Linked DNA regions of Homo sapiens: region 1 is linked to region 2. The links are chromatin contacts, found by Hi-C or POLR2A ChIA-PET in ENCODE. All regions are on one chromosome and are shown on one strand. The core of a region is the stretch at or near the end of the contact, and the rest is flanking DNA. Distances in the headings are between cores, read along the strand shown. Region 1 overlaps SCOC-AS1 (SCOC antisense RNA 1). Region 2 overlaps MAML3 (mastermind like transcriptional coactivator 3).

What was found. A loop is a pair of places that touch in the nucleus more often than their neighbours do. ChIA-PET counts read pairs that join two places held with the same protein, here RNA polymerase II (POLR2A). Pooled maps may share reads with other maps.
Region 1: a loop to region 2 is called in a map of gastrocnemius medialis, with 4 times the contacts of the local background. The contact joins two enhancer-like sites. A Hi-C loop is called at or near these places in 45 of 168 maps with a recorded cell type or tissue (A673, Caco-2, Calu3 and 26 more) and 39 of 50 pooled maps. POLR2A ChIA-PET finds 5 or more read pairs at or near these places in 1 of 52 experiments (Panc1).

The regions. Positions count from the first base shown.
Region 1 is chr4:140,307,894-140,312,272 of GRCh38, forward strand. All of the region lies in intron 2 of SCOC-AS1 (SCOC antisense RNA 1), which reads right to left. It also overlaps a transcript of SCOC not described here. Among named protein-coding and RNA genes, the nearest start is that of SCOC-AS1, 63 kb to the right of the region's middle. Within about 2 kb of position 1,571, at least 12 of the 41 ENCODE cell types and tissues checked have a DNase peak (open chromatin) inside an H3K27ac peak, as active enhancers do; they include ascending aorta, dorsolateral prefrontal cortex, gastrocnemius medialis and 6 more, where a contact is called at or near this core.
Region 2 is chr4:139,731,926-139,736,473 of GRCh38, forward strand. The region is part of intron 2 of MAML3 (mastermind like transcriptional coactivator 3); the gene reads right to left. It also overlaps a transcript of MGST2 not described here. Among named protein-coding and RNA genes, the nearest start is that of MGST2, 68 kb to the left of the region's middle. RefSeq lists a silencer at 3,043-3,162. Within about 2 kb of position 2,391, at least 28 of the 41 ENCODE cell types and tissues checked have a DNase peak (open chromatin) inside an H3K27ac peak, as active enhancers do; they include ascending aorta, dorsolateral prefrontal cortex, gastrocnemius medialis and 6 more, where a contact is called at or near this core.

The DNA of each region.
Region 1 (4,379 bases), core at 321-2,820, 580 kb after region 2:
AAGCTAATGTTGATGTATATTGCATTGATTTAATATAGTTCACTTAATGTGATTGATCAACCACAGGAAGACGGCCTTTATGGAGACATGATTCTTACTCTTATGCCAATTTAGTCAGGGCTAAGAAGAGGATGTCAGGTATTTGCTGGTGGTAGAGGCTGTGATAAGTTCAGGACTGTGCAGGCAGATCATTGCTTTCAGAGAGTGGGATATGATGAATGTGCTATTCATCTGTTTAGTGCTATTGCCACAATTTGCTGGTTCTTAAACAGAGCTTTACAAAATAGGCTTGTTGTTAGGCCAGGCTGCTAATTGTGCTAGTAATTAAAAATTGGCAGTGCTGAGATTGGCCCATATTCCCTACCTCAAAACCTTCCAAGTCAGCGTTTGCCTTTCACAATGAGCAAAACACCTGCTCTGTTTCCTCCACTCATTTTCTAGGACCTTCAAATGCCACTCAGTTGATGCTTTCACAGAGCCTGGGAGGATTTCTGGTGTTTCATTCAGAAAGACTGTATGCACACTGGAGAAAGCAGGACTATATATAGCCAGGGCCGAGCAGAGGATGACCTCCGTGAATGCTCCAAGGAGCCAAGGACATGACTGCGCTCATGGCCTCAGATCACCCTCCTGCCAAGATTCTTTGATGACACCAAGTTTTGCTAAGATTTTCTGGCTCTGGGAGCCCGTGTGTCGATTCTTGGAGGTTGAGAGCCACGTGGCAGCCTGCAGCTTGCCGGCTTGTCTGTGCACGCACGCTCATGCACTCACATTCACTGAGAGTTGATGCGTCATCCTCCTATATTTATCCAGTTGCTGTTTCAGTGGCTCTGAGAAGTGTCTGGAGAAAAGCAAAGCTGCTTCCTCCTGCTATGCAAGCTGTCTGAGCTCCAGAGACAGGCTCTACTGTCTTGTTCTGTGTGTGTGGAGAAGGGGCATGCAGAACATGGTTCCCAGAGTGCCTGGGTCACTGATGAGATGCCCTCTTTTTTCCCCCAGCCAGTCTAGAGCTTACAGTTCAGGAGCAGGCAGCTTTGGCACTCTAGCCACAGCCCCAGTGTTTTTGCTCACGCCCAGTTAGGTCTAACTGGGAGGGCCATGATGTGAGTAGAATAAACATCTGGGTGAAGAGTTGGAGATGGCCAGGGCCCTGGGGTAAGACAAAGTGGGAGCAATAGCTACAGTAAGGAATGAGTATCTGGAAAGGTATCATTGAGCATAAGAGCTGAAAGGGATCATTGATACCATCTTCCCAAGACAGCTGTTTTACAGGTGAAGAAACTGAGGCCAAGTAGGTGAAGAGTCACGCAGCACCAGTGCTGATCCTGAAGTGATGCACTTTTAATTCTAGAGCAGTGACTTTCCATGACCCTGTGCCCAGCAGGTGGAGCCTCACCTCACAGCTGGCCATTCTCTGGCAAACATCCTGCAGAATGGAAGACCCAAAGACAATGTGCTGAAGACCAACCATGAGTCTCTGTCAGAGGAGTCACTGATAGGTGATGGGAAGTGTGCTGGAGAAGTGGCTGCACTCAGGTCTCTGGCTTCTGCTGGGCCCCCTTCTAACATAGCCTTGTCACCACTCTGTTGCTGAGGCATTGTCACATCCTGTACTCTGGCCACCTCCCAGGCACATCCTTTTACAATCACCACTTTATACTTTGTGGACAAGCACAGTACCCACAGAATAACTCACTCTAGAAAGATTCAAATAGATATATCCAAATAAATCTGGGCTTCTTTGCCATTCCTTAAAGCCTATTACCTCATGATAACATATGCAAGAGAAAAACAAATACCATTCCAAATTCTTGAAGAATGATTAATATATTGAAGCTTTCCTTGAACAGGAGTAAAAGAGAGTTACTCTGAAGTGCCTATTCAAACTTGCAACAAATCCACTTTTCCATTCCTGTCTCCCCCAAACCCCACAGCTCATGGCAGCTACTGAAATTTCTCTTCTCTCTTTCAAAATCTCCAGCCTAGGTTGCCTCTCTTGACACTCCCTCCTTCCCTCTGTCTTGCTATCCTTGCCAAGTTCTAAATGTTTTCATTGCCTCCTTAGGTGGCTCTATGCCCTTTCCCATGTAGATCAAGTAAACCTCTCTTTACTTTCTCCCCATACTTTATCTTTTCTACCCATTTCTCTGACCAGCACACCAAAGGCATCCAAAGGCATAGGAACTGAGCCACTGAAACAATAATCTTCCCTAAAATATGGTGAAGGAGATTATTGTAAATTCTTATGCTTTATATTTTAAAAAAATCTTTGTCACATGAAAATCCAAATCTGATTGATCTTCAACCAGTTGTACTTGGTTGGGTTGCTCCATTGTTGAATTCCTACAGGGCTGGAAGTGATACAATATTAATTAAAGGCTCTTTAAAGATGATGCTTCCTTATTTCAAATAGGCTTCTGCTGCTTCTCATCCGGGGGAAGTCACAAGTTTCTCTCCTGGATAGCACTCTTCTTAGGACGTTATGGGTGCATTACCAGCTGCCTGTTGCCAGTGGGATTGGTATATCCTTTTTTACAAGGTTCTGGTCAAATCTTAAATAAATTCTGAAGAACAATAAACCCTTCAGGAACTTTCGCTCTATGTGCAATGTGTCTGTAAAGCAGCAACCAGTAGGCATAGAGCATTTGACATAATTTCTTGCATTGTTGGGAACCTTCCTTCTCCCTCGTGCATTCCTGCTTTGGACAATATGATAGGAGTTTTCATTCTTTTGAAAGCATTGGGAAAAGTAGCTTTAGCCCCTCTCAGCCCTGTTCACTTTTCCCTGAGGGACTAGTCATGATTTAGCTGCCTGGTGAAGTGGGGAGTTTCTCCAGGCTCATGGGAAACTCTGCTCTTCCTGTCCCTTCTTCTTCGGATCTCCCCCCGAGGGTGGGTGTGTTTTGCCCACCTCCTGTCTTGTGGGTGGCAGTCATGATGGGGTTAGGAGCCAGCTCTGCTTCCAGGGCCAGGTCTCAAATCCTAGCTCTCACTTTGTTCCAGTGTAGAGACATAGCAGATGCAGATGATGCAGCTGTTTTGCTCTGTGTGTGTGCTCTGAGGAGCCAACCCTTCCTTGAGTGAGATGTACCAAGTGTTAGACCTAGGGAAAAACATTAGAGAGTCTGCCTGTGCCACAGTTAACTCCTACTCCTCAATCTAACTTATCCTTAATAAAACAGGTTTTTAGCCAGGCATGGTAGTGCACACCTGCAGTCCTAACTACTAACTACTTGGGAGGCTGAAGTGGGAGGACCACTTGAGCCCAGGAGCTCAAGGCTGCAGTGAGCTATGATTGTGCCACTACACTCTAGCCTGGGCAACAGACCCCTATCTCTTAAAAATAATAAAAAAAGATTTTTTTTAACCTTCACTTGTCTGATTTCTCCAATTGTTTCTCAGTAGCACTTGTGAAACTGTAGTATCTTCATTCAATTAACATAAACTAATATTCAACTACCAATGCTGTAAATACCCCTAGGGAGGGAGTACATTAACTCATAACCCCTTATGTTGAGTGAATCTATGTCATGCAATTAGCATTATCCAGTCATCTACAATGAATGAGTTTAAAGCCAAGAAAAACAGAATTCATCCTAGATGAATTCTTAGGATGTTATCAAGGGTGGAGATGAGGACCCCACACCCCATGATCCAACTTACAGTGTATTTTTATCTCAGTGCTTGGCAGACCAGGAACATGCCCTCTTCCTCCTGGTAAGCCTGGATGTGTGTTGATATCAGCACAGTGGTGTGGGGAACAGGGGTGCCTTGGGGTCAGACTGCTTGAGTTAATCTTTTCTTTACCCCAACCATAAGACTTTGGGCTGCTTACTTAAACTCTTTTGGTCTTACATTTCTTACCTGGGAAATTGAGATAATACCTAGTAGGATCATTGTGAGAAATAAAATGAAAGAATTGTGTAAAGATCTTTGAACAATGCCTGGCAAGTAGTTAGCCCTCAGTAAATGTCAGTGATTATTATGAATAGTAAGAAAATATTTTTCTGCCACCTAAAAATTTTCCTTGAGGATGCATCTTTAGAATGTGTCAATGGGAAAGTATGCCGTACTTTAAAAATAATTTTGTTTTGCAAACATTTTAGAACAAACACTTTTAGCGAGAAATAGTTATATTGCTTTCTGGCAAATATGAATTGGGATTTACTTGTTAAAAATTAGAAATACGACTTCTATTGCTTTCTCCACCCATACCATCTCCAGAAACATTTCTTAGCTGCTTTTACCCAAAGACACATGTCAGACCTAAGATCTAGTGACAACTGCCTCTGGAAGGTCTTGACATGGGCCCCTCAGTGGAGGCATTTCTAATTTTGAAATGAGCTGTGTGGTTCAAAAGCTCTATGCTTTCCAACAAG
Region 2 (4,548 bases), core at 1,141-3,640:
TTTCTACCAAGACTACCTAGCAGTGGCAAGTATGTTCTGAACATTCTGCAGAAATTCCTTCTACCTCACTGAAGTTTCAAGTAATTAATGTGAAATGGAGGAGTTGACACAGATTAAATGGGCACACATATAAGGACATTCACAGTCATTTTGTGAAGCACTATTATGAGACCTAAATAGCAAGAAGCAAATGTGAATAACTCTGTCATTTAAAAATTTTTAAATCCAAATTGGATTTTAACATTTTTCTTCTTTTTACTTTATTGCCTTTCCAATGCAGATACCGTTAAACATATTGGCAGTTTTTTCTCAAAGCAAATAGGTGAAGTTTCTCTCTGTCTCTCCTAGAGAGACCGTCCTGGATTTGATTCCCTATGGCTTGGGCTTGTGTTCCTCCCTTCCTTCTGTGGTGTGCTGTAGAACCATGCAGGCTTCCCTCTCCACTATGACTGACTTCAACTGCATCTTCAGTTGCTCTTCTTCCCTCCAAACAAAACAAAACAGCAAAGCAAACAAAAGCCAAACCAAACCAAAACGCTACTCCTCTTACCCTAGAAACAATCACCCAAGAAGCTCTGGTTTGTTCGTGCAGTAGCTTAGGTCACACAATCAATGAATGGAAGACACAGAACTAGCAGAACTAGAACGCTATTTTTTTTTTTTTTGTAACAGATAGCTTGTCTTTACTTTTTTAAAAAATGTAACTTAAAATTAAAAAAAAAATTTCCATAAGTTATCGGGGTACAGGTGGTATTTGGTTACATGAGTAAGCAGAACGCTGATTTTGATTCTCAATTCAGTATTCCTACTAGCTCAGGCCTCTCCCAGGCAGTGTCTTCATGGTGTTAAGTGTGCACCTAAGAACAGCCTGTAGACCTATATACTGTGTCTCTCATAAGTGTACTGCGTTCTATTTTTTATGTGTAAATGCTGTAGCTGAAATTAATAAAATGTTTTGCCTTTGTGTATTTTCTCTATAAATACACAAAGACAGCTAGGAAATATTTTTGATGTTAATAAAAAGATCTTACACTAAAAAATGCCAGGAACCTTTGTGCTACCAAAAAGTTTACTTCAGGACTAACCCTTGCAGGGGCCTAGATATTTCAGGGTCTTCCCTTTTCCCCCAAATATTTGCTACCTGTTTTCCAAGCCCTTCCTTCCAGTGAAATAAAGCTGTTTCTTGGCACCTTTAGGGACAAATGGCTGATTGGCTTTACACTTTAACAAATGAATTCACACTGACATATAAACAGCCAATCAGCAAAAATGCAGATATGTAGTTTGTTTTTTCTGTCTCAGTATATTTGATACTTTCCAGTTTTGATAAGGAGGAGAGAGTTGGAAAGAAAATGAGGCCCAAGGGAAGATAAAGTTTTCTTCAGCTTGATTTTTTGAGAGGGTTGGTCTGGGATGGCCCTGTTTATCTTTGTGCACTTTGAGATATGCTTGTCCTGTGTGACCAGCCCGCACAGCTGGGGAAGTGGTAAGGAGTGAAGAAGTGTTGCTTTCCCAGCCTCCTCTCCACTGGGAAAAGAAAGAGAGAGGCAAATGGGGTGACGACGATACATCAAACCACTTTTTGCCCGTGTCTTCCTGGGCCAAGAAGAAATACTTCAAAAGCACAGTGTGAAAAAAAAAAAAAAAAAACCCTCCCAAAGGGATAGGATTATGTATTTCCCCAAATAATTCCCTCCCAGAGGTTTTGCCTTCAGGCTTCTCACTGAAGACCTACAGGCAGGAAGGGCTGTATGTATTATTTTATGATTATTTTTTAGAGACAGGGTTTCACTCCGTTGCCCAGGCTGGGGTGCAGTGGTATGATCATAGCTCACTGCAACCTCCAACTCCTGGGCTCAAGCAATCTTCCTGCCTCAGCCTCCTGGGTAGGTGGGGGACTACAGGTTTAAGCCACCATGCCCTGCTAATTTTTAAATTCTTTGTATAGATGGGTTGTTGCCCATCTGTGTTGCCCAAGCTGGTCTTGAACTCCTGGCCTCAAACAATCCTCCTGCCTTGGCCTCCCAAAATGTTGGGATTACAAGCATGAGCCACTGCTCCCAGCCACTATGTGCATTCTTAAAGGACTGCCTTCCATACGAAACATCTTTAGTTCGCAACAAAGCTCTGCGGCATTCAACAGTGGATGAGAGACACCTACAGCCCCCGACTCTGAGGTGTATTCCAAAGTGTGAAAATGTACTCAGTGACTTGACTTACACATTAAGCTGGCCGAGGCCACTAACATAATACATGGCTTCTTTTAACCTCCAGTCTCAGAGGGCTTAATGAGAAATAGTCTGTCAAATTTCAGGATTTCAAGCCACTGCTCTTGTTTCTAAGAAGGACACACACTGTGTTGTGCAATTAGAGAAAACCAGGCTGAGCTTTCGTCATGCGAGATGTAATGCCTTGAAGCCAAATGATGCAGTATTTTTAGTTGTAATTACTGGCTTGTTCTCCAATCCACTCCTTGCCCAACGACCTCCCTTGCTTCTCCCAAGAATCTTAATACAGTTTCTTCCCCTCAAAAATCCAACTGTGGCTACATAGATCTTCACTACTCGCCCAACCCTCTGACTCTTCAGTAAAATAAAGGGAGGAGAAAGAAATCAAAACCAACGAACCTATTTTACATATCTTCCCCTCCAGGGAAAAGATCTTAGCAATTTTCTAAAGGCTAGAGTGAGGTAGGAGGTGTCAAAAGCACCCTTACCTCCCCCAAACAGGCAGTTTTCGACTTCAAAAAACAGTTGTGGTAAAAATATCTCCCAAGAACAGCCAGCTGTTTATTTATAAATCTGTGCGTAGGGAAGCTTTATTTTTCTGAAGTGTTTTCAAGAACATGCATAGTGTTTGGGTGAGAGGGGCCAGCCTTGCTGGCGGCGAACCAAAGAGCAGGGAATCACAAAAGACGGCCGGCGGCGAGCAGGCTGGGGTGACGGGGACCCCGTGGATAACGGGCTTGAGGACGCCCAGGGCTTCAGCCTTTTCCAGGCGTCCCTCGCCGGGGCAACGCAGAGCAGCTGCCGTTCTTCCCGCGCCCCAGCAGATGGTGGTGTCAGCCCGGCCTCGTGCCCGGCCGCCGCTGCGCCCGCGCCCCCTCCCCTCGCAGATGGCTTAATCAGGGCTCCCGCCCGCCCCTCCGCGGCCCCCGCCCCGCGCGTCTGGGCGAGCGCTGCGAACGTGGAGCCAGGCAGTCAAGTGTTACTGCGTACAGCAGGTAGCCTGGCAACTGAGAGCACAATACCGAGCAGATGGTGTTCGCACGGCGTGATGGACATCACACACGACAGCCTGAGACAATCCAGGAATTCCCTGGTGACTCGAGGCCCTCTTTGCACAAAATGAGTTCTCTCTCCATTGCCGTGTATCTCTGGGGTTATCTGCCCCCCTCCTCCGACTGACACTGAACTGGTTTCTCATTACCGACTTTTCTTCCAGCCGGAGGGGAGGAAGAATTCAAGTGGGGGAGGGCGCGGGAAGGGGACGTGGAGGGAAACGGAAGGGCTGGGAGTGGGGTAGGGGGGCAGTGGCGACCTCCGGGGGGGGAGGGTGGCGGACACCAGACCCCAGGGCCGACAGCCCGGGAGGGACCGGGTTCCAGGACCCCAGCTGCACAAAGCCGGCCCGGGGAGGGGGCGATAAGGAGCGAGCCTCGGGTCGGCCCGGCACCGCTGCTTCGGCTCAGAGTCCTTGCAATCGCTTGGCCTACGAACAACCTAAATGAAATTTAGGGTTTTATTGAAAAAGTCCCCTGGGGCCTAATTTAGCCTCTCGACTCCAGCCTATATGCTTACAAGTCCTCAGGGGACTCCGGCTAGGAAGTCAGGAGTGGGGCCCGTGCGTCCCCGGCAGGACCTAGACTGCCTCTCGGCGCAGGCGGCCCTAACAAAGAAGCCCACGAGGCGGTCCCGGGCGCGGGCAGGGGCGGTGCGGCGGCGCTCGGGAGACCCGCGAGGGGCCCTGGAGGTCCTCGGCCCGCGCGCGCCGCTCGGGAGCCCGCGAGGCTGCGGTGTGCTCCAGCGGGCGCATTTCCCAGGCCCCGCCACATCGTGTGTGTTAGTGGCTGGGAAGGACACGAGGACAGAGATGAGGATTGTTCGTGGCAGGAAAGAGTAAAAATAAATCAATGCATAAACAAAAAGGATGCCCCAGAAAACCTGTGCTTTTCAGACACACACACACATACACACACACTCACTCACTCACTCACTCTGAATTGGGTCAAGTAAAAAAAAATTTTTTTTAAAGGAAGGAATCTTTAGCCCAACTGGGATTTCGACGAAATTGTATATATCAAAAGATAGCTACATCCAACCTCTCACCAGAATCCAGAGGCTTTCTCCTGCAAAGATACTATTGAAAGTTTTATTAGTAAGTTTGAGAAGGCGAAAGTATGTATCAGAGGTGAAAGCTAACATGACAATTGCTTGGCCAAAGAGCGCAGCAGTTTTATGTTATTGAGCAGCACAGGATGAATCGAACACCCACGATGGCTAGACAGAGGCGCCTGGCTGTGACTCCCAGAGGTTCAGGCAAGCCATC